Linked DNA regions of Mus musculus: regions 2 and 3 are each linked to region 1. The links are chromatin loops, found by intact Hi-C in ENCODE. Cell type or tissue: left cerebral cortex. All regions are shown on one strand. Region 1 has its middle 7.6 kb from the start of Mapk13. Region 2 overlaps Brpf3 (bromodomain and PHD finger containing, 3). Region 3 overlaps Pnpla1 (patatin-like phospholipase domain containing 1).

Region 1 (8,000 bases):
TCACAGGGGCTGGAGAGATGGCTCAGCAGTTAAGAACTGCTCTTCCAAAGTTCCTGAGTTCAAATCCCAGCAACCATATGATGACTCACAACCATCCGTAATGAGATCTGACTCTGTCTGGCCCTACCCCCAACATCTGAAGACAGCTACAGTTTAGTTATTTATAATAATAAATAAATCTTTGGGCCAGAGCGAGCAGGGGTCCTAAATTCAACTCCCAGCATCTACATGAGGGCTTACAACCATCTCTATAGCTACAGTGTACTCATATACATAAAAATAAAATAAATAAATGTTTTTTAAAAACTCATCTCCTCCTCCTCCTCAAGGATCATTTCTTTTTTTGTGTGTGTGTGTGGGGGGGGGTGAGACAGGGTTTCTCTGTGTAGCCCTGGCTGTCCTGGCAATCACTCTGTAGACCAGGCTGGCCTTGAACTCAGAAATCCTCCTGCCTCTGCCTCCCAAGTGCTGGAATTAAAGGTGTGTGCCACCACGCCTGGCCCGGATCATTTCTAAGTTGGGGCTTAGGGTACCCTAAATCCTCCAGGAATGAGAGGAGGGAGAAACTGTACGTGCAGGCTCTAGAGGCCCATAGTGAGCCAGATTTGGGGAGCCAGCGGTGTCCTGGCCTTAGCAAAGCAAAGCAAGGACATTCCAGACAGGAGCAAACACCCAGGCCTGGTAACAACCCAAGGAATGTGGGAAAGGAAGAGACTCCACAATGAGAGTAAATGATGGTGGGGACTTGCCCTGTGGCGCCTGAGAGATGCGGGTTGCCATCACCAGGCAGGCCACTAATCACTCCACGCTGCTCCTCACACCCAAGTTAGGCTGCCAGGGGCCCAGAGTGAGGCAGGGTGTGGCCTTTGGTGCTAAGAGGGAGGGGTGTGAGGCACTTGGCATTTTAGTTCTGGAGATCCCAAGCCCAGCCCCCATGCTTGAGTGCGCTAACCATTGGGCGATCTCCCTGCTCCTAGTGGCTTATTCTTGAGATGTTCTTGCTGTATTGCCCAGCCTGCCTCAAACTCACTGCATAGCCCAGGCTGGCTCTGAATATCCTGATTTCTCCTGTCTCCGCCTTCTGCATGCAGAGTCGGTAGGGATGTTCCCCTCGCGGGGCCATGGGATGTTCTATTCTGTCTCTTTTCCAGTTTTTTCTTTAAAAATGTATGTTGTATGTGTTAGTGTGTGGAGGGGGAAGTCAGTTCTTTGCTTTCCTTTTGCGGGTTTTGGAGAATGAGCTTGGGTTGTCAGTCTCGGCGGCAAGTACCTTTGTCAGTCTGCCAAGCCTTCTTGCCAGTCCTCCGGGGATCTCTCAGGCCCAGCAACGTGGCTGGGTCTAACGGAGATGATGAGGCAGGGGGATTTTACCACAGCCACTGATACACACTTTACCTTGCTGCTCCCAGGCCCAGAGCTGTCTCCCAGCACACCACTAGCCCTGTCTCCCCACGAGAGAAGGGAGTCAGGTCACAAGATTTGAATACTGGGGAAAAGGGGATCCAAGATTATGAAACCAGGTGGAATCTTCTGGAAAGTGAGCACAGAGCCAAATCAAGTCAGGGGAGCTACTTTTAGAAGGGAGCAGGTTGGCCCTTCCAAGTGTCATCTGATGTGGCTGAGCAGGGGAAGAGGGACGGACTCTGTGCAAGAATGGCTGGACCTAGACCCTGACTGAGTACGGACTATTGTGTGGTTATGAGCTCTTCCAGAGGACCTGGATTCAAATCTCAGTACCCCATTGGGTGGCTCACAACTAATTCCAACTTCGGAGAATCCAGCACTCTCCTCTGTGGGGACACACTCCAAGCAGTGGTGGTGTACTAACACTTGGGCTGGAGAGATGGCTCAGTGTTTGGGATCTCTGACTGCTCTTCCAAAGGTCCTGAGTTCAATTTCCAGCAACCACATGGTGGCTCACAACCATCTGTAATGGGATCTGATGCCTTCTTCTGGTGTGTCTGAGGACAGCTATAGTGTACTCATATGCATTAAATAAATAGATAAATAAATCTTTTTTAAAAATCCTAGCACTCAAGAGGGAGAGGCAGGTGGATCTCTGTGTGTCTGAGGTCAGCCTGGTCTACAGAGTGAGTTCCAGGACAGCCAGGGCTACACAGAGAAACCCTGTCTCGAAAACAAAACAAAACAAAACAAAACAAAACAAAACAAAAAAAAAAAATAGCCGGGCGGTGGTGGCACACGCCTTTAATCCCAGCACTTGGGAGGCAGAGGCAGGTGGATTTCTGAGTTTTAGGCCAGCCTGGTCTACAAAGTGAGTTCCAGGACAGCCAGGGCTATACAGGGAAACCCTGTCTCGAAAAAAAAAAACCAAAAACAAAAAGAAAGGAAGGAAGGAAGGAAGGAAGAAGGAAGAGAGAAAGAAAGACAGAAAGGAAGGAAGGAAGGAAGGAAGGAAGGAAGGAAGGAAGGAAGGAAGGAAGGAAGGAAGAGAAAAGAAAGAAAAATGCAGGATATGTGCAGATGCCAGAAGAAGCAGGAGGTGTCAGATATCCTGGAGCTGGAGTTACAGGTGACTGTGAGCCACCTCCCCTAGGTGCTTGGAACCAACCTTGGGTCCTCTGGATGAGCAACACGTGCCCTTAACTGATAAGTCATCTCTGCAGCCTCTACAACATCTTAAAACTAGAATACCTTTTTCCTTTACTCATTGACAATTTCATATATATGTATGCATATGTGTGTATTAATATATGTGTGTACATATAATATATATTGTCACCTAGCATATATAATATTTTAATATAATATTGTATATTATATTATCATATAATTAATATATTTTCTTATAAATATATATTATATAAAACCATATTACATTACAATATATTTTATGTAATATTATATACAGATGTATATACATATATGTATGTGTATATACATATATGTATGTGTATATGTATACATGTATATGTGTATATATAAATATGTGTATATGTATATATTAAAAAGCCGATGTGGACAGAGAGGCTGTCTGAACTACTGACTTGAATTCAGAGCTTTAATCGGGTTCACAGCTGCTAGACAGGGCCCACTAGGCCTCTGTGACCCCGACAGGTGACAGATATTTACACAGAAGGAGCAGAACAGCCAGACTTAGTAACCTCTGTCCTGGAAATGCATGTTGTCTCTGAGGTGACTGGCAGGGCACTCGGGAGTGTGGGCAGGGTCATGACCCCATCTACATAGCTAGCAGGTCATTTGAGCTGGCACAGCCCCAGACAGGAAGGTAAGCTGGCCTGCACATCAGGTACAAAATGACAGCCACTCGGTGGTACCAAGAGCTCCTGAGAGGCAGCCCCACCCACACCTGCAGTCTTTCCACCACCAACAGGTGCTGCTGGGTTCTGGGTATTGGCATCAAAGACCTGACCCTAGAACAAAATGTTCTAGTCTAGAGGAACAGTCAACACGTTAGCAAGAGACAGACGGGTTTGAGGACAGAGAGGATGGGCGAGGCTGGTGGAACGCAGCTCTGTCCAGTTCTGCAGGGAAGGGAGAGATTACTGCAAGCAAGGCTGGAAACTCCAAGGGCCAGGGTCAACCATCACAACCTCCTCTGACCCTGGCCACGTGGGTGGTGCTGTCCTCATGAACAGCTGACAAAGCTCAGAGATGTTCTCCTATCTTCTCAAGATCACACAGCCATAAATGGTAAGATTGAAATTCAGCTGTGCCCTGGTCCTTGGCTACCTTGACACTGGCTTACAGAAGTGCAAAGGACTTCTTTTCAGGGCAAAGTGGGTGCCATGAGGCCCGGGGATTCAGTGGGGCATGTGGAGCAGGCAGGGTGGTCAGCAGGAAGAATTCTGCTGTAAGATTGCCTTTGAAAGATTCCTAAGTCTGGAGAAATGGCTCAGTGGTTAAGAGCACCGGTTGCTCTTCCAGAGGTCCTGAGTTCAAGTCCCAGCAACCACATGGTGGCTCACAACCATCTGTAATGGGACCTGATGCCCTCTTCTGGTGTGTCTGAAGACAGCTACAGTATACTTATATACATAAAATAAATAAATAATTCTTTTTAAAAAATTATATATTGAGCAGCCATGGGGAACAAGCATGGTCCCTGGAAACAACAGTGACAAAGACAGTGCCCAGACACTCAAAGTCATTGAGGACAGGGGACACAGTGATTTTCACAGGGGACAAAGCTGGTAAAAAAGGCAAGGTTAGACCTGTTTGAGACCACCTCTTCCTTCCCAGGACTGGAAAGTTGACCAAGGAGGAGTCCTGAGGGGAGACTGTTGAGATGAACCTCACAGACTACATGGTCCTTACTGCTTTTTGCCACCAGGGGGCGACACAGCCAAGCAGGCTGGGCAGGGCTTCCTTTTTTTCTTTACCCTCCACTCCCTGTGACTTTACATCTGACTCAATAGCCCAGTTGTTCAACATCAGCGATTTCCATTGCTGTAGCTGTGTGCCTGGTTCCCATCTGTTCCCCCACTAAAATGTTTTATCCCTGCACTCAGATCGGATCCACTACAAAACAGACCCTCAGAAAACTAGTGGGATTTTTGTTGTTGTTGTTGTTTTCGAGAAAGGGTTTCTCTGTATAGCCCTGGCTGTCCTGGAACTCACACTGTAGACCAGGCTGGCCTAGAACTCAGAAATCCACCTGCCTCTGCCTCCCAAGTGCTGGGATTAAAGGCGTGCGCCACCACCGCCCGGCTGGGATTTTTTTTTAAGTGCTTGTGTGTGCATGTGTATGTGTATACCTGTGTTTAGACCAGAAGTCAATGCCTTCTTCAACTCATCTCCACTTTTTTGCTTTGTTTTGTTTTTTTCTGGCCCCACTGGCGCTGGCCCCACTTGCTCTGGTCATATTTATTTCATATATGTGGGCACACTGTCATTGTCTTCAGACACAGCAGAAGAGGGCATCAAATCCCATTACAGATGGTTGTGAGCCACCATGCAGTTGCTTGGAATTGAACTCAGGACCTCTGGAAGAGCAGTTGGTGCTCTTAACCGCTGAGCCATCTCTCCAGCTCCCTGGTTTTGTTTTTTTGGGACAGGGTTTCTCTGTGTAGCCCTGGCTGTCCTAGAACTCACCCTGAACCAGGCTAGCCTCGAACTCAGAAATCTGCCTGCCTCTGACTCCCAAGTGCTGGGATCAAAGGCATGCGCCACCACAGCTGGCTTCACCTTATTTATTTATTTATTTATTTATTTTGTAATAGCATTTCTTTTATATGTGTGTGTGTGCACATGTTCCTCTTGGCTGTATGTGTACCACACACGTGCATGTGCCCATGAAGGCTGCATGAGGGGTGAGATGCATTAGAGCTGAAGTATGTTTGATACGGAAGCTAAGGACTGAACCTAGGTCCCCTGCAAGAAAAAAATGCTCTTAGCTGATCACTGAGCCATCTCTCCAGCGCCTTTTTGTAATTTAAAAAGAGTTACATTCATTTGTGGGTCTGTCTCTGTGTCTGTCTGTGGCAGAGATGCTTGTGACACCGTGTAGAAGCCAGAGGACATTCTTTGAGAGTTGGTTCTCTTCTCTCCCTGTGTGGTTCTCGAGACCCAGCTCCTATCGGAGCCTTTATTGCTGAGATATCGTTATTTATACAAGGTCTCTCACTGAACCTGGTACTCCAGAGTTGGGTCAGACTGGCTGGCCAAGCCCCAGAGAACCTCCTCAGGGCTGGGATTCCAGGGGTGTGCCTTCATAGTTGGCTTTCCTATGTGGGTGCCAGGTCCCCATGCTTGAGTGGCAGGCACATTACCCACAGAGCCACCTCCACAGCAACTCAGAAAACAGGTGTTGAATGAGTGTGTGAGCAGGTCCTCCCATGGGGTTTGGTTCTTGCGTTTAACTCATTGTGAATTAGAAGAGCCCAAAGGGCTGGACCAAACTGCAGCTGCCGCCTGTCCCCCGGAGGGAGCATCTGATGGGTACTTACTGTGCACGTGTACCAAGTTCAGCACTTCTCACATTGTCTCATTCACTGTTATTCTCTGGGAAGAGAACTGGCTTCTGTAAACCCACCCTCAAATGACCTAACCCAGCCCATACCTCCCCCGTAACCTCCTATTCCAGAGCCCACTGGTGTATGCCCTCTCCCCCCCAGTGAGCAGTAAGCTCACCTGTTGACAGCAGTATTGAAAGTCCCCCTCGATTGGCTTCGTGTGATAACCTAGTGTGCCTATACTTGGAATGACATATTCTTTCTTTCTTTCTTTTTTTTTTTCTTTCTTTCTTTCTTTCTTTTCTTTTCTTTTCTTTCTTTTTCGAGACAGGGTTTCTCTGTGTAGCCCTGGCTGTCCTGGAACTCACTCTGTAGACCAGGCTGGCCTCGAACTCAGAAATCCACCTGCCTCTGCCTCCCAAGTGCTGGGATTAAAGGCATGTGCCACCACTGCCTGGCTTACATTTTTTAAGTTTATTTTATTTATGTGAGTACACTGTAGCTATCTTCAGACACACCAGAAGAGGGCATCAGATCCCATTACAGATGGTTGTGAGCCACCATATGGTTGCTGGGAATTGAACTTGGGACCTTTGGAAGAGCCATCAGCGCTCTTAACCATTGAGCCATCTCGCTAGACCCCAAATGACATGTTCTTAAGGCCACTGTGTACAGTGCCCCCCCCCACTTGCTATTTTCCTATTCTGAAACAGAGCTAAAGAGATCCATGTGGTAGCAAGTTCCCAGCTGGTAAGATGGGGGAGGGGCGTGGCATGGCGTCGATGATGCTCTTGACTGATGCTGGAAATGATACCCCCAATACTTGACTCTCAGCCAGGTGACTGAACGTAAGACACTCCCCTCGCACCGTGACTAGCTGTCTACATAGAGAGTTCCAGGCTGGCAAGGGCTACCCTGTCTTAAAAAAACAAAAACATTTAAAAATAAAAACAGGTGCGCCAGGCATGGTGGCGCACGCCTTTAATCCCAGCACTTGGGAGGCAGAGGCAGGTGAATTTCTTAGTTAGAGGCCAGCCTAGTCTACAGAGTGAGTTCCAGGACATCCAGGGCTACACAGAGAAACCCTGTCTCAAAAAAACAAAACAAAAAACAAAAACAAACAAACAAACAAACAAACAAAAAAACCAGGTGCATACCTGGAGGACAGCACACTGCAGAGACACCTGGGCGTCCATGTGCACCGCTTCTCTCTGGTCTTGACAGCCAGGAAGTGGAGCCAGCCCTGGTGCCCATCAACAGATGAATGGTAAAGAAATCATGTTACATATGCACAGTGGAATTTCATGCAGCCATAGAGAGAGATGAAGTCATGAGATCTACAGGATAGCAGATAGAACCGAAGGTCGTTGTGCTAACTGAAGGAGGCCAGACTCAGAAATAGAAATATTGTATATCTCTCTCAGGATCCTAAATGCTAAGTGGTCTCTAACGTGTACGTGTGTGTGATGTCGGGAAAGGTGGGCGGTGAAACTTCTATACAGGGGCCTGAGAGACCAGAAGAGAATATCTTAGGGAGCCAAAGAGAACAGAACACTTTTGGCAGGAAGGTAGAGGGGTCTGTGGGAGAGGGGAGAGCCACAGGGAGGAGGGAGAGGGCACACGGAAGGGTGTGGGATGGGGAGAACCAATAACAACATACTATGTATGAAATGCCATAATGAATCTCATTACCCTGAATGTTAATATCAAAAGCCCAAATAAGTGGGCTGGAGAGATGGCTCAGTGGTTAAGAGCACTGACTGCTCTTCCAGAGGTCCTGACTTCAATTCTCAGCAACCATATGGTGGCTCACAACCATCTGTAATGAGATCTGATGTCCTCTTCTGGTGGGTCTGAAGACAGCTACAGTGTACTGATTTATAATAATAAATAAATCTTTGGGCCGGAGAGAGCAGGGACTGAGCGAGTGGAGTTGACCAGAGTGAGTGGGGCCAACCAAAGTCGAAGTGAGTGGGGGTTGACAGGAGCAAGCAGAGGTCTTAAATATTCAACTCCCAGCCGAGCATGGTGGCACACGCCTTTAATCCCAGCACTTGGGAGGCA
Region 2 (8,000 bases), 66 kb after region 1:
GCAGCCTTAAGACTTCTTTTCCTTCGTTCTCCATTCAGTGACAGGTCGGGCTTCCTTCTCAGTTCTCCCTACTGTCCCTGTCTCTGGGAGCCCCGAGGGAAAGGGATTGGCCCTTGATTTCTCAGATCTGTCTAGCAGAAGAGCGGTGTTGATGAGTTTGTGTAGCTCAATCTCTTGCCGCCCATTGAAGTTGCCATTTGAGAGGCATGCTCCGGGACGTGCGCATGCACATAACCCAGCTTGTTGCAGATGTGGTGTCATAGGATTGGTCTCTTCAGTTTGTTTTGGCTTCTGTTCAGTGAGGGTTGAACCCTGGGCCACACACCTGCTAGGCAAGTGCTCTACCAGTAAGTTTCAACCAAAGCTTTTTTTATAGGATCTTGTTGTGTAGACGTGGATGGACTGGAATCCAAAGCATCTCTACTGCCTTGGTCTCCCAGGTGCTGAGACTAATGGGCGTATACCAGTATGCCTGGATTTAGCCCTTGGTTTTTGAAACCAAGATGTAGAACTGAATGGCTCAAGGTAGCCTCCAGCTTAACCCTTGTCCCCTTGCGTCCCAGGTGCTGGGCTTACAGGCATGTGTCGGCTACACCCAGTGCCCACAACTGTGGCCTCTGTGGAGGTATTACGTAGGGGCGAGGGAAGACCAAGTACGAGCTTTTAAAGGTCCCCTGGTTTTTAGAGGCCCAAGGTAGCCTGCCATTTCTGAGAAGGGATGGGCTTCTGTTCTCTAGCTGAAGGGAGGATTTCTCCCAAGTTTACTGAGCTTACTGCCCTGCATTTTCTGTTCTCCCAGACTCTGGGTGGAGGGGGTTGCTTGCGTGAAAGGGCCTCGGTGCCACTGCAGAAGGTGACTGCTGAGAGGGTCCCTGTTTAGTAGTACAGAAAAGGCTGGCCTGTGTCTGAAGGCTTCTGCAGCAGGTCTCACTGGTGTGTGTGCTTTGAAATTTCCTGCTGAGCTTCCAGGTGGGCGTGTAGGCCTTCAGTTACACGCTGGCCTGTGCTGGCTTCCCACATCAGTCCCTCCCCCACGAACCTCAAAACTGCTTGGCTCTCTCCCTGTCTATCAAAGCCTCCAGAGACACAAAGCAAGCAGATGCGGGGAGAGAGTTTACTAGGGCTAGGAAATACAGATTTCAAAATATTAGAAAATGCTTCTTGCTTGCTCTCAGGTTGGAGTTCCTGGCTTCCTTCACAGACAGTGGCCCATGTCTGTAACCTCAACACTTAGGTGACTGAGATAGGAGATTCGTGAGGTGGAGACCAGCTTGGGCTTTGTAGTAAAGCCTGTTCAATACAAAACAAAACTCCAATAAAGCTACACAAATATGTAAGTGCCTGGAAGGTCAGTTTACTGGAGCTGGGGTAAGATTGAGGTCAGCCATCTGTCACCTTCCAGCCCTTGCTGAGGTGGAAGGGTACCGTCTGCCCTTACTGAAGGGCAGGCTCCCATCTGAGTCATGGAAACAAGCCAAGCAGCCTGCTGGCTCAGGTGATGCTTGACTTTGTGAAGAACTCCAGACAGCTGCTACTTCTTGCTTTCCCCAGGACTTCTGCCTGGTAGAGGAGCCATGCCCTTGAAAGATATTTCCTCTGTGGTCTGGTGTTCAGAGTTTAAGTGTGAGCGACTAGGACCCAGCAGGCTCAGTCCCCAGAACCACACGGTGAAAGTAGAAAGCCCACTGCACAAGCGGCCTCTCACATCCACACACACAGGTGTGTGCCAGCGTTCCACACCCACACACACGTGATAGTAAACCATAAAAAGTGAGTAAGATGGGAGGCCCAAGTTCTGACTGCAGTGTTCTCCCTCCCTCCTGGAGCCTCTCTCCTCTCCATTCTCCAGCAAGAACAGGAGGGAAGCTCTTATCTGTTAGACTGAAGCCATATTGTCTCTTGTTGTTCTGGGTTGTTGTTGTTGTTGTTTTGAGGCAGGGTCTCTTCATAGCCCTGACTTCCTGGAACTCACTGGATAGACCAGGCTGGCTGGCCTTGAACTCACAGAGATCCGCCTGTCTCCTTGCACTGATCACTCACCTCTTGCCCATTTGCTCCATGGTTGGTCTTTCCAAATAGCTTTTCTGAGCACCTTTCCAATCATTGTGCTCCACAACTGTCTCTTATACGCCAGGTTGTGAACTCATGTGACTGAGGCTTGGCCCCCTTGACCTCTTGATTCTTGATACTCTGGCTCCTCCTTCTGAGTTCTAGGATGGCATTTGTGCCCCACCACACCCAGCTTCGAGTTGTGGTGTGAGTCACTGTTGTTAAATACCTGCAGTTTCCGTAGCTTGTCTTGTAGAGGAGATAGATGGACATTATTGTCTGAAGTGTAGACTGGGCTGGCCTGGGTCTTTGGGGAAGTCTGCAAAGCAAACCCCAGTGGCATCCATCCGCCTCATCAGAACCACACAGAGCTTGTTCTGCTGCTGCAACCTAGTCTGTGATACCTTAAATCTGAAAACACGAAACCATCCATCCACACAGAGTGCGTGGTTGTGTGATCGTGGACTTTTCGAAGCACCATGGGTGGGCCACTGCTCAGGGACACAGAAGGTCACAAGTGGAGGCAGGCTACCTGGCTTGTCTTTCAGCTGCCTCTCCCTGCTCTTCTCTGCCATGTACATGGAGAGGGACTTAGGGGAACCACTAGCATCTTCTGTCTACACAGCCAGGCTCCGAGCTGCATGGGCAGGTGTCATAGGCTCTGCTGGTGTTGCTTGCCAAATAGGTACCGACTGCTTTCCTGAGTGAATGCGAGTTGTGGTTTTGGTTAAGCCAAGTTTTTGCATAAATTGAACCTCAGTTCCACACTCTAGCTATTCCCAGCCCTTGCTGCATCTTGGATTTTCTGTAAAAATTTGACTCATCTTTTAACCACTTCTTCTAGTTGAGAAATTACAGATCAGTGATATTATTTATTTTTGAGACCATCTTACTTTGTAGCTCAGCCACTGCTCTAGCCTCAAGAATCAGAGATCCCTCTGCCTCTGCCTTCCTGCTACTGCTATTAAAAAGTGTGTGCCCATGCCCAGCAGCAGTAGTCAGCAATCGTAGTTCTTAAAGTTTGATGAGTATGGGCGTTCCTAGCCACATCATTTGTTGCCCAGAAACCCGCAGCTCTGAATGTGTGTTAAAACTGCATGAGGAACTATTTTAATGCTAGCGTTCCTGCGGTCTCAGTCCAGCTCTTCCTGCCTTTGTATAATATTCCCTTCCCTCTCTCCCTCTTTCCCTTCCTCTCTCTTTCTTTCTTTCTTCCTTTCTTTATTTCTTTTTCTTTTTTTCGAGGCAGGGTTTCTCTGTGTATCCCTGGCTGTCCTGGAACTTGCTCTGTAGACCAGGCTGGCCTCGAACTCAGAGATCTGACTACTTCTGCTTCTCAAATGCTGGGATTACAGGCATATGCCACCATGCCCAGCACTTCCCCTTTGCATTTGCATGTGTGTTCACCTGTGTCACCATGCTTGTGGAGGTCAGAGGACAACCTGTAGGAGTTAGTCCCCTCCTACCATGTGTGTCTAAGGATCAGACTCACTGCTGATATCAGGTGCCGTTATCCACTGACCCACCTCATCCTCTGGACTTTACCTCTTTGCAGTAGGTTTGTTTACAGAAAGAAGCTCGTTTCCTTTTTAGTTGGGGGGAAACTCTATGCCTACCCAAGAAAACCTTCACTCACAAACCATTGGGAAGTGAGAAGTAGATCTATTTTTCAATTTAGAAATGTCTTTGCTAATTCTGGAAAGATGTGCCTGTTATAGAACATTTGGAAAAGAGGCAGATTTTCAGATCTCAAAAATAAATTGGCTCCTCAAGAAATGTGAAGCACAGAGTGCAGATTCCTGCAGAGGTGAGAGGGCCTCCTGGTGGCAGCCTGTCCTGAGAGGCTGAGGGGACTGGGTGACTGACCCTCCCCGTGTTGCTGTTGTTCTTGCTGGGCTCATGGTGTAGATCTGTGATTAGAGGGTATGCGACACCACGCCCGGCCCCATGGCCTTCTCTCTGGATGAAACCATCCTCTGCGGCCTGGCAGCAATCCCTCCACAAGGATGGACTGGTTTCTGGTAGGAACTCGCAGGTCACATGCGCCATGGGTTAATATCATGTAGGCCTGCAAAGGAAATGGAGATGCCTTTGTCTCTGCCTTTGTGCTTTCGTAGCTCCGTGTCTGTTAGACATGGAAAAGCAAGAGTGGGTTGGTTCCAACTAAAAACTGCTCACTTCACCCTCTACTCTGTGTGCAGTGGCCTGACGCCTCCCAAACGCAGCCGTGGGAAGCCAGCCCTGTCTCGTGTGCCCTTCCTGGAAGGTGTGAATGGAGACTCTGACCACAGTGGCTCAGGTGAGACTATCGAGGCAGAGCTGGGGAAGACATGTTCCAAGGAGCAAGCCGTCCAAGCTGCTCGCATCTTTAGCTTGTGTTGTATTTTGAGTTTATGTTGCTGTGATCGTGATCATGGTAAAAGCAAACCTGAGGGGAAGGGGTTCTCTTCACTTAGAGCCTGCAGTCCATCCACTGTGAAGCAGAGCCGTGGAGGAACGCTGCTTACTGGCTTGCTCCCCGTGGCTTGCTCGGGTTCTTTCTTATATGGTCCTGGACCACCAGCCCGGGGATCTCATCAGCCACAATGGGCTGCGTCCTGCCCTCCCTTATCAGTCTTCTGTTAAAAAGATGCCCACTGACTTGCCATAGGCCAGTGATGGAAGCATTTACTCAATCAATAGTCCCAGAGGACCCGTGTCTAGGTTGATAAAAACTAAATCAAAGCAAAAACACTAGCCAGCACAGTTTGAATAGTTAACATGTGCCCATGGAGGCCGAAAATCCAGAAGCTCTAATGGAAGCCAGCATTCCCCACTGGAACATTGGCTGCTAACTGTGTGGTTGTTTTTTCAGAATTACTTAATGGATATTCAACCTGAAACCTGTGTGTGTGTTTGAGAGAAGTATAGAGGGCCCCCATTCCTTTCTTCTAGGTCATGGTAGACCCTGGAAATCCTTTGCTTTCACCAGCCTGCCCAGCGGCCCTCTGTGTGGGAGGACTTTTCATTGGTTTCACTGAAGCCCTCCACAGGAGAGATTTCAAGTGTCTTCCTTGGTGCTGTGATGAGTATCTGCTTGCACAGGTCGTCCCACCCATGCAGTGTTAGGTTGCAGGAAGCGTGTGTTTGTAGCTCTAGCTGTTGTTGCTTCGCTTTGCTCTCTAGCGTCTCAGTGGTAATGTGTCACTGATAACCTGGCTCTGTCGAGAATGTCTGTTTCGCCTGATAGAAAAGCAGGCAAGGCAGGGCCGCAGGAGGCCTGGGGTGGCTCCCGGATGGAACAGGTCTAGAGCAGCTGCTTCTTACCTCACGGTTGTCTGTCACATCACTCGGGACGGCCCGTCTCTGCCGGTCTCTCTAACACAGGGTTCCTTCCCTGGTCCAGCTGTTTGCTTCCTTCTGCCTTTCTCATGTCTGTTGACAGATGCATGCCTTTGAGTTCTCTTTCTTGTGAGTGTCTGCACACAGACGACAGGTCTCACGTCTAGACTCTGTGCGTCTGAGCGTGAAGTCAGGAAGTGGATCTGACACACTTTGTACTTCTGGTGGTGACATTTTTTTCCCTTTTTAAATCCACATACTAAAAATGATGCCAAACAATATTAAAAAAGACTTGCACTCCCGAAGCCCACCATGGGAACACAGCTGCCCGTTCCTGGGTTGCTTCCGATTCTTTTAGTCACATTTTGACAAGTGCAGATGATACACACACTCTTTTTTTGTTGTTGTTGTTGTTTTCCAAACAGGGTTTCTCTGTATAGCCCTGGCTGTCCTGGAACTCACTTTGTAGACCAGGCTGGCCTCGAACTCAGAAATCGGCCTACCTCTGCTTCCTGAGTGCTGGGATTAAAGGTGTGCGCCACCACGCCCAACTTGATGCACACACTCTTGTGCTCACAGTTTTTGCTTGTATATTTCCTCCTTTTTGGCTCACAGTTTTTCTGTGCACTGTATTACTGGAACCTTCTATCTGACAAGCAGTGCTTTGTGGCTGACGTGACTGGACAATGGGTGACCTCCAGCCTTTAACACAAACAATATGCACACTTTTGCCTGAACTCCTATAGTAAATTTCTTATAATAAATGTCCTAAGCAGTTTACTGGAGCAGATGATGCAGACACGTATTTTAATGTTCCTGGGACATTGGATAGAATCACATTCCAAGAGAACCGGACCAGTCTGTAGTTTCTCCTCTGTGTGGCTCACGGGTTCCTGCTCAGCTGGTCTCGGTGCTGGCTTGTACTGGTTCACTGTCAGCTCACTGGCTCGAAATGGCACCTTTCCTTTTCATCCTAGTTAAGAACTATACATCTCTGCTCTCAGATTTGAGCCCTTTTCCTTAGCTGGGTGAATGGTCACTTCCTGGTCACAGTTTCAGGTGTCCGGGAAAGAATGTGGTTTTCGTGGTGCTCAGAGCATGAGTGAGGCCAAGGAGGTGCAGCCTGTCCGTCCCAGGCCGGATGGATACCCAGGGTCAGGAAATACCTGCCCGGCTGCATGGCACTGCTGGTTTGTGGTGCAGCCAGGTGCTTGGATGGCCCCTCGTGGCCTGGTCAGAGCAGTGTTCAGGTTCTATTGAGATGGCCTTCTCCGAATTTTCCCTCAAAGCTTCCATGAGAGGGACTCCCAACCTGGGGTGCAGACAGTGCTGTCTCTTCTTAAGCTGGGGCATGTCCCCTTCTCCTTAAGAGGCCCTGGAGGTGAAGCCATTATTTTTCCCCCAGGGAAGCTGTCCCAGAATCCAGAGTCAGAGGTTGGTAAACTATAGCCTGCTGTCTGTTTTTATGTGGCTCACAAACTAAAAATGGGCCTACATCTCAAATTACAAAAAAGATGGTCTTTTATAATGTGAAAGTTGTATGAAATTCAAATTTCAGTGTCAGAAACATGAGTTACTGCTGAGGAGACATGCTCATCTGCTTAGACTCTGGTTATACCCATGCTGCAGCCGCAGAGACTGTGCGGCTCCTGAAAGGGTGAAATATGTGCTATTCGGCCATTTACTTTGCTGACCCCTGACCTGGTCTTAGAGTCCCTGAGGAAAGGGTGGAGGGAGTTGTTGCCTCAATCCTGGGCTGCCCCAGTCAGATGGAAGCTGCAGGCAAGGGCTTTGGGGCACCATGCCAAGTCCCCTTTGGGCGCTGTCTCCTCCCCTCCCCCACCCCCCAGGCAGAAGCCTCCTGATGCCCTTTGAAGACCACGGAGACCTGGAGCCCCTGGAGCTGGTGTGGGCCAAGTGCCGAGGCTACCCCTCCTACCCTGCCTTGGTGAGTCTGCCCCAGACGACACCCTCCTGTTCCCTCTCCCCCTGGCGGCTCTGGCCCCTGCCTTGCCTTGGGGGAGTATCTGATTGGATGAATGTGGTGGGAGTCAGCTGCAGAGGGAGGGCCATCTTTACCCTAGCTTTTCTGGGGCACCAGCAACCCACCCCTCTCCACACACAAAAGGCTCTAGTTGTTCAGAGACACCCAGTGCTTAGGGCTTCTGTAGCATTGCTCACTTGCTTCTGAGTAGGAGGAACACTGTTAGTGAGGTTAGCACGCTGATAATGCTTAGTGGCACTATTAAACATCTGCCCTACTAAGTCCTTGAAATGCCAGCGATAGAATTGTTGATCTTGTTTTGTCGGGACGAGGCAGGGTCTGTTAGCTACTGCCAGTAAGCACTGGGGTTGGAATTTGATTTCAGGGCTCATAATATGATGGAAAGAAAGCCTTTGTTTTGAGCCACTGCATTAGGAGTCTTCCCCAGTCCTGGCCTCTCAGGACTGCAGTCGGCCCCTTTCCCCATGCATATGCCTGCGCGTACGAGGCAGAACGCCTTTAGCCTTTTCCCTACCCAGCATTCCATGAACATGCCCATCTTACATGATGAAAACCTGTCATCACGTCCTTGTTACTGATGACATCATCATGTCCTTGTTACTGATGACATCATCTGGCCCTTGTT
Region 3 (8,000 bases), 120 kb after region 1:
GTAGAGAGGGTGCAGTCTGCCAAGGGTATGTGGCCTCTAAGCAAGTGCCCTTGTCACTTGGTAAAAGATTTCCAACCACATCTGTGTTTGTGTAGGACCCTCATAATGACAGCTTGGTGGCAGACCTCAGGTGCAGGGACAAGAAGCTGCCAGAGCTGTTTTGCAGGAAGAAAATATCTTTCTAGTCGCTGACAATTCCTGATGGGTGGCCACGCATGGTCAAGAAGCAGGACACCTGGGTCCCATGCTGGTGCCAGTGTCTCCTAGCTGTAGGGCATCTAGGACATTCTCCTTTATGGCCTGGCTCTGTTCTGTTCCTGAGGCCCCCCCAGCTTCTGGGTCTGAGGCCTCCTCCTCGCTGTGAACGGCTGGGTGAAATGGTTGACATCACTGAGCCCCGGGGGCGCCTCCCCATGTTCCTGAGCAGTTGCTGAGGGTGCATCCGCCACTCTGCTCCCTCCACAGAGAAATACCTCAGAGTGCTGAATATGGGCCTGGCGGAGGTGAAGAAGTTCTTCCTGGGACCTCTGTCTCCGTCCTGCAAGATGGTACAGATGATGCGACAGTTTTTGTACGATGTGCTACCGGAGGACTCCTACAAGTTCGCCACCGGGAAGCTGCATGTGAGCCTCACCCGAGTCACGGACGGAGAGAACGTCGTGGTTTCCGAGTACCGATCCAAGGAAGAGCTCATCGAGGCAAGGCCCTGGTTGGAGCGCCCCCGCCTGGGAGAACAGGGGCAGCTCAGTCCAGCCCACTCCCCAGCTTCCTCCCTTCTTCCCTTTTTTGCCTGCCTGGCCCTTCCCTTCCTTCGTGCCCATGGCTCTGCCAGGAGCAGTTCTACGAGAGGAGACTAGATTAGTCTACTAGGTGGTCCGGTAGATTACTAAGGCCCCAACTAGGCATCAGGATGGGAAGTGAGTTTCAGGCTGTTTCCCACGCCAGTACCCATCCTTTAAAATTAGTGGAAAATTGGTAGGGGTCAAGGGTCATTGGCACCCACCCCAGGGCCTTAGCATCTCAGCCCCGTCTCTCCTCAGGCCCTGTATTGCAGCTGCTTTGTTCCTGTTTACTGTGGCTTCATCCCCCCAACGTATCGGGGAGAGGTGAGTGACTGGGGCACCTTAAGGTGAGGATCGTTTACTACTCAGAATTCCTAGCTTTTTCAGGGCTGCTTTCTCTAGGTGGTCCAAGACCTCTCTAGATTCACCAACCCTGTACTGAACCCAGCAAGTCAAAGTCCCAAGGTTGCCGGGTTCTCCCAGAAGTCAGCGTGCAGAATACAGACCCCAGAACACAGGGCCCTGAGAGCCTGACTGAGGAGACCCCCTGGGGGTATCTGGGTCAGTGGTCACAGGCTTTCATGTGCCCATGGGTGACTCAGAGGCATCCTAAGACAATGAGGACTCGGCTTTAACAGATCTGGACATGGGGGTGGGTGGGTATGGGGGACTTTTGGTATAGCATTGGAAATGTAAATGAGCTAAATACCTAATAAAAAAATGGAAAAAAAAAAACAGATCTGGACAGACCAAGATTCTGCATCTCGGACTGGCTTTAGGGTACCCTGTGACTGGTCTCCTGGCTGCAGTCTGAATAGTGGGGAGGTAACATTTTATGGGACTCCTGGGATAAGAGTACTGGTCATCTCTTGTTCTGTTCATAAGTAAGGAACCCAATAGAAGCCCCACCCCACCCCCAACTCCAAATGAAAGGGGTTGGAGATGGCTGTACTGTGAGGTTGTAGAAGGGACCTTGGTCTCTTGAGTCATTCAAAGGAGGGACCCCATACAGAGACCATTATCAGCAAGATTCTCTAAGGGAGAAGAGTCCAGGGCCCAGAGCATTAGACTTGGGAGTCCCCAGGCCCTTAGAGATGCAGCAAGTGGCCATGCCCACACCAACCACCATTTATCTTGGGGACCTCAGCCTCAAGGCTGGTTGCAAAAGGTGTCTCTTCCATGGCCCCAGCTCCCCTGTGTCTTCTCTGGCTGAGCGTCTCTCTTCTCTTCCCTGCAGAGATACATCGACGGTGGCTTCACAAGCATGCAGCCCTGTTCCTTCTGGACAGACTCCATCACCATCTCCACCTTCAGCAGCCAGCAGGACATCTGTCCGAGAGACTGCCCCACCATCTTCCATGACTTCCGAATGTTCAACTTCTCCTTCCAGTTCTCCCTGGAGAATATCACCCGCATGACACATGCGCTGTTTCCCCCGGACCTGGTGGTGAGAGACAGGGCCGATGGGGTGGGATCCAGAACAGATGGACCCCTCCTCTTGTGCCTCTCCCCTCAGAGGGCCCATGGTTTTGCCATGTTTAAAGGATTGCTAAAAACAATCAGGGCTAAAAATGTTGCTCAGTTGGTAGAATGCTTGCCTAGCACACATGAAGCCCTGGGTTCGATTCCCCAGCACCACACAAACTGAAGACAGTCGAGTACTGTAATCCCAGTACTGGGGAGGTAGAGGCAGGAGGTTCAGGAGTTCAAGGTCATCCTTAGCTCCACAGGGAGTTTGAGGTTAGCCTGGGCTACATGCCATCCTATGTCCAAACAAAATCACACAGCAGAATAAGTGGTCAGCAAAGACTTAAATGTTTCCAGTTTGCCCCCCCCTCAAAAAAAGCTCTGTGGACATAGCTCTCACACACCCATCCCCATGACATCTGCAAAGACACTGTCACTGTCCCCATTTGACAGATGAAGAAAGTGAGGCTGTGGGTAGTTACAGCTACACAGCCAATGAAGAGTAGTGCTGGGGTTTGAACTGAAACACCAAGCTCTGTACTTAGGACCCAGATGTGTGGTCTCTGATTCCCCAGAAACTCCCACCAACTCCCACAGTGGAGGCTGGTGATACTCTGGGAACAGGTGACTGGCACGCTGACACGCCCACCCGTACTGTGTTAGCAATTGCTTCCCAGCTCTCCTGGGCAGATTGTGGGGGATAGGAGGTATAGCCCAGGGCTTGCTGATATGGTTCTGGGAAGAGAGGATATGGGGAGTGTCTATTTATAGTGTCTATGGTGGGACGCTGGCTCTCTTGGTGGCTACAGCATCCATTTATATTCCTCTGTTACCATTTAGATTCTGCAGGAATATTACTATCGGGGATACAATGATGCTGTCTCATACCTGCGGAGACTGAGTGAGTACCTGGAGCCTAGGGGCGGGGCAAGGAGTGTGGCAGGGGTGGGTAGAGGACAGTGTCCCAAAGCTGTAGCCAAGAAAGCTGGACAGAAGGACAGAGACCTAGCAGCCCACACTGCCCAAGACCGTGAAAAAAAGTATATATAAAATATGTTTTAGTCTTTTGAGACAGGGTTTCTCTGTGTAGCCCTGGCTGTCCTAGAACTCACTTTGTAGACCAGGCTGGCCTTGAACTCAGAAATCCACCTGCCTCTGCCTCCCAAGTGCTGGGATTAAAGGCGTGTGCCACCACCTCCTGGCTTGTTTTTGTTTTTCGAGACAAGGTGAGGAACTTGAGGTTGGGAAGATGTTATAATTTGATACGTAAATTTTGGAGGCGACTCTGTTTCCCCAGACAGGCACATACACACACACCCTCTGCATCTGGGACACCGCTTAACTACACCCTCGGGTTCCTGTCTCAATGCAAAGGAAGCCCAGGTTCTTCCCGGGCTCCTTGTGATGCTCGCGTCGTCCGCCAGGTGGCGCCAGCTCGTTGGCGCCAGCTCACGTGCAGGAGTCCCTCCCTCCCGCCAGGCTTCTTGGATTTTTCTACTGGCACAGGTTCAGGAGCTACTGGTACCCAAAGCCATACTATCGGTCCCACCTGCCACTTGAAAGCAGTCAGAATGCTCTCTGCTTGGTTGAGGGGGGAGGGGAGGCACTCATCACACACAGGATGAAGCCGCCCTGGACCCCTCAATCTCATCCTCATCCCGTCTCTCCTCCCTCTCTTGCAAAAGCTCTCATACACCCAGCTACTCCTACAGCTAGGAAGCCGTTAGCCCCACCTGCCTCCCTGGCGTGGGAAAGGGGAGGCTGACCGATGCCAGTCTGCTCCCAGCTGTGCCCAGCAGGCCTCGCCCGCACTCTTTCCGACAAGGTCCTCCCATACATGCATAATCTATCATCTGGGTCTTTCTTCAGAGGCTGGGACCGGGACTCGATTAGAGTACTTACCTAGCATGCATGAAGACCTGTGTTTAATTTCCAGCACTTCATAAACCTAGCAGGGTAGTGCATGAGGTAATCCCAGCACTGGGAATGTGGGGGAGGGGTGGGATCAGGAGGAATAGAAGTTCAAGGTCATCCTTGGCTATGTAGTAAATTTAAGGCCAGGCTAGCCTGGGCTACATAAGATCTTGTCTGAAAAACAAACAAACAAACAAAAAAACGGAGCTCCTGGAGCTCCTTTATGGTCCCCCCCAACCTTCGCCAACACCCCTCACCCCTACGATCTGATCTCTGTCCTTACAATCTTCTTGCCTAGCTCCCAAGTTCTGGGGCCACGCTGTGCCCATCATGTATCATATTTATGTAGATTTTGCAGACACACCCATACTACACTATGTGCACATCAGATCTGATGCGCTGCTGTGTGTGGCTTGTTTCTCTTAGATGCAGCGTACCTTGACTCTCCCAGCAAGAGAGTGATTTTCCCGAGGGTTGAAGTATACTGCCAGATAGAGGTCGCCCTTGGCCATGAGCCCCCACCTCCGAGTCTGCAGAACCTGCCAGCCCTGAGGAGAAGCCCAGCAGACTCCTCACAAACCCATGCACAGGGGTCTCCCAAAAAGGACAGAAAGGACAGCCATTCCTCAGCCGCCCCCTCAGTGCAGACACCTGAATCTGGGTGCAAGGAGTCTGTGGAATCACCCGTGTCACTACGGGTCTCTATATCCAAGCAACCATCTGTATCGCCATTATCCCCAGCCCAGCCGGTCCCAGTAATGAGGCCCACTGGCCCCAGGGACAGTTGCCCAATAAATGTTCAAACTCCAAACCCGGAGCGAGGAGTGAAGGGTGCCCTGGACTCTGCCACAGAACGAGGAATGAAGGATGCTCTGGCCTCTGCCACTGACGAGCAGAGCACAACTACCTTGCCACCTGTGTTGCTCCCAGCTGCAGACTCACGAGGCTCAAAGACTGGATCCTCTGTGCCTATTGGGTCACCCGAGTCCCCTAGACTGCTGCTCAGATCTTCCCAGGGAGCCACAGCATCCAGGGCAACACTTGGACTTCCGCCCCTAAGTCCTTCAACACCACCTGCTGGGCCACCTGTGGAGGATCTAGGCCCAGAACGACCCACAGGTATGACCCTCCCTGCTCTGGCGGAACCGAGAAACACCAGTTCTGAGGGTGACATTAGCCATCTACCTGAGCAGCCTCCACACCTTGCACCTTGAAGCTCAGCCCCTCCCCCTGGCAGCAAAAACCACCACCAAGAGGCTGGTGAGATGGTGCAGTGGTTAAGAGCTATTGCTGTTCTCTTAGAGGACCAGAGTTCAGTTTGGTGGCCAGGACAGGACACTGGGTGGCTCAAAAGCATGTCTGTCCCCTCTTCTGGATCCCATGGGCACCTACTCTTGCACACACCTCCCATTTACACAACTAAAAAAAACCAAACAAACCCACTAAATCTTAAATAAAATAAAATAAATTTAATATTGATATTAAAGGCTTATAATAGAGCCATTTATATTTATAACTCATACAATTTATACAAAATTTTAACCAATAAAAATAAACTCATGAGAACCAGAGTTTTATCCCCAGAACCCGCATAAAAGCTTGGTACAGCGGCCCATGTCTGTAACTCTAGCGCTGAGGACAGGAAGACAGGCAGATCTCTGGAGCTTGATGACTGATGAGCCTTAAAAAAGTATTTTTAATTAAATATATAATTCCAGCCCTTGTGAGGCAGAGGCAAGCAGATCTCTTTAGAGTAAGGCCACCCTGGTCTATACAGCAAGTTACAGAACAATCGGGGTACACAGAGAAACCCTGTCTTGAAAAAAACCAAAAAACCACAAAACCAAACCCAAATCAGTTGAGGACTACACCCAGTATCCATCTTTGACTCCATTTGAACACTCACTCGAGATATACACACTGGTCCTAATAATAATCTTCATTCCAAGGTGGTGGTTTACTCCCTCGCGCTGGTGGATGTTCAGGCCCCGCCCTCTGACGTCACCACGGGGCGGGAACAGTGGCGTCTGCCCACAGCAGCTGCAGCCTTCCGTCTGCATCAGATCCACTGATGTGATAACTTGACTCTTAAATACGAGGAGAGCATTCTTTGCTGGTTTTATTGCTTCCTTGCTTGTTTGCTTATTATTTAAAAATAATCTCATTCTTTGAAATATTCGTACATGCCTACATCCAGACGTGTTTTGAATTTTGATTTGTTGGGGATTAGTGAGATTCCTCCCACAGCTCATACAATTTTTAAAAAATCACAATGGTTTAAAAAAAATTATGTTTGCTGGATGCGCTGGCCCCTGCCTTTAGTCTTAGCACTTTTGAGGCAAAAGCAAGCAGATCTCGAAGTTCATGGCCAGCCTAGTGTTCACAAACTAGATCAGGATACAGGACAGCCAGGGCTACGTAGAGAGATCCTGTCTGAAAAAAAAAAAAGTTTCTGTTTACTAAGTTCGTGTGCATATTTCTGTGCCTTGTTCACATCCATACCTGGTACCAAAGATGTCAGAAGAGGGCGCTGGATCCCCTGGAGTTACAGTTACAAGCAGCTGTAAGCTCTGGGGAGGCAGAGGCAGGTGGATCTCAGAGTTTGAGGTCAGCCTGGACTATAGAGTGCGTTCGTTCCAGGATAGCCAAAGCTACACAGAGAAACCCAGCCTCGAAGAACTGGAAAAAGAAAAAGAAACCAAATAAAATAAAATAAAATAAAATTCCTTTAACAAGAGCATCTCACTATTGGGTTCCTGGATAGTCTGCCTCTCACTATGTAAACCAGGCAAGCCTCAAACTCTGAAATCCACCTGCTTCTGTCTCCCGAGTACTGGGACTAAAGGGGTGCTGAGCCACTACAACTGGCATCCTCGCCCTTCGCTCTCAGACACACTCACCATTGTTATTTGCAAAATGACCCAGTCAGTACCCACTACCTGCTCTTTTAACTCCGGTGTTCCCTCCAGCTACAGGGTCTCCCGCCTTATCACAGCTGACAGGCTCGGCAGCACCGGGTACCGGGAAGAAAGCCCCCCACAAGCCTCTGCTGGTGTAAGTTTCTCTTTCCTCAGGACTGTTCTCTCCTTTGCTCAGGGGAGGGGCCCCAGCTAAGTGAGGTTTCTGCGCTTTCCGCTGCCTGGGTATCACCTAGTCTGTGGGGCAGCCGCTCACGCTCGGTGCCCTCTTCTCTCTCCCGCAGTGGGACGCTATGTGGGTATACCTGTCCATGGGGCGATACCACCCCTCTCCCTCACTCCAGCACACACTGGGTACAACCTGTTCTAGGACATTGGGGGCGTAGGCACTCCAGGTCCCGGGTCTTATTTTGGATGAAGCCACAATTGGGATGGTCTAACAGGTGCACCAACCTAGCCTTGGGTAGCCTCTAACGGTAGAAAAGGACTCTCAAAAGACTCTGTTGGAGCTGCCATGGAGGTACGTGGCTTTAGCCCCTAGCACTATAACCTTGAAGTGAATGAAAAGGAGAGAGTGGGCTGAGCAGGGGCGAGCATGGTTCGATGCTCTCTGCTCCTGATTGTGGGTGTAACGAGACCAGCTGTTGCAAGTTCCTGCAGCCTTCACTTCCTATCAGCAACTGACAGTTGCCTGGATTTGTGAACCAAATACACCCTTTCTGCCTTAAATGACTTTGTCAGGGTGTTTGACCACAACAACAGAAACCAAACCAAAAGAGTATGCCTCAGTTGTCTGGGTTGTGGAATGTACACGCTCCATCATTATCTCTACAGCCGTGACACTGGCCTGCAGATCTGTAGTGCTTCGAGGTACCTGAGAACTACATTTCCCAGGCTCCCTTGTTGGTTGGATAACAGT

What was found. A loop is a pair of places that touch in the nucleus more often than their neighbours do. Peaks named below come from ENCODE experiments on the same cell type or tissue, not always from the same donor. Only the 100,000 strongest peaks of a DNase experiment are listed, where the experiment ranks them.
Region 2: it touches region 1 in a loop (4-fold over the local background); 3 of 42 quality-filtered maps call a loop at or near these places.
Region 3: a loop joins it to region 1, with 2.6 times the contacts of the local background. A loop is called at or near these places in 4 of 42 quality-filtered maps.

Annotation. Positions count from the first base shown.
Region 1 is chr17:28,757,752-28,765,751 of GRCm38, forward strand. No RefSeq gene overlaps it. Among named protein-coding and RNA genes, the nearest start is that of Mapk13, 7.6 kb to the right of the region's middle. In left cerebral cortex, a CTCF peak has its summit at 4,308 (motif pointing right); a DNase peak (open chromatin) is centred at 4,321.
Region 2 is chr17:28,824,094-28,832,093 of GRCm38, forward strand. Brpf3 (bromodomain and PHD finger containing, 3) reads left to right here. Exons shown (of 13, transcript NM_001081315.1): 10 at 4,251-4,348; 11 at 7,221-7,318. Among named protein-coding and RNA genes, the nearest start is that of Gm35883, 4.6 kb to the left of the region's middle. In left cerebral cortex, a CTCF peak has its summit at 3,839; DNase peaks (open chromatin) are centred at 1,012, 1,714, 2,766, 3,039 and 1 more place; H3K27ac peaks cover 2,950 bases.
Region 3 is chr17:28,876,347-28,884,346 of GRCm38, forward strand. It overlaps Pnpla1 (patatin-like phospholipase domain containing 1), which reads left to right. Exons shown (of 10, transcript NM_001034885.3): 2 at 466-698; 3 at 1,041-1,106; 4 at 2,020-2,229; 5 at 3,090-3,150; 6 at 4,590-5,282; 7 at 7,133-7,217. Among named protein-coding and RNA genes, the nearest start is that of Pnpla1, 22 kb to the left of the region's middle. In left cerebral cortex, CTCF peaks have their summits at 726, 3,674 (motif pointing right) and 6,715 (motif pointing right); DNase peaks (open chromatin) are centred at 120, 631, 2,860, 3,682 and 2 more places; H3K27ac peaks cover 1,466 bases.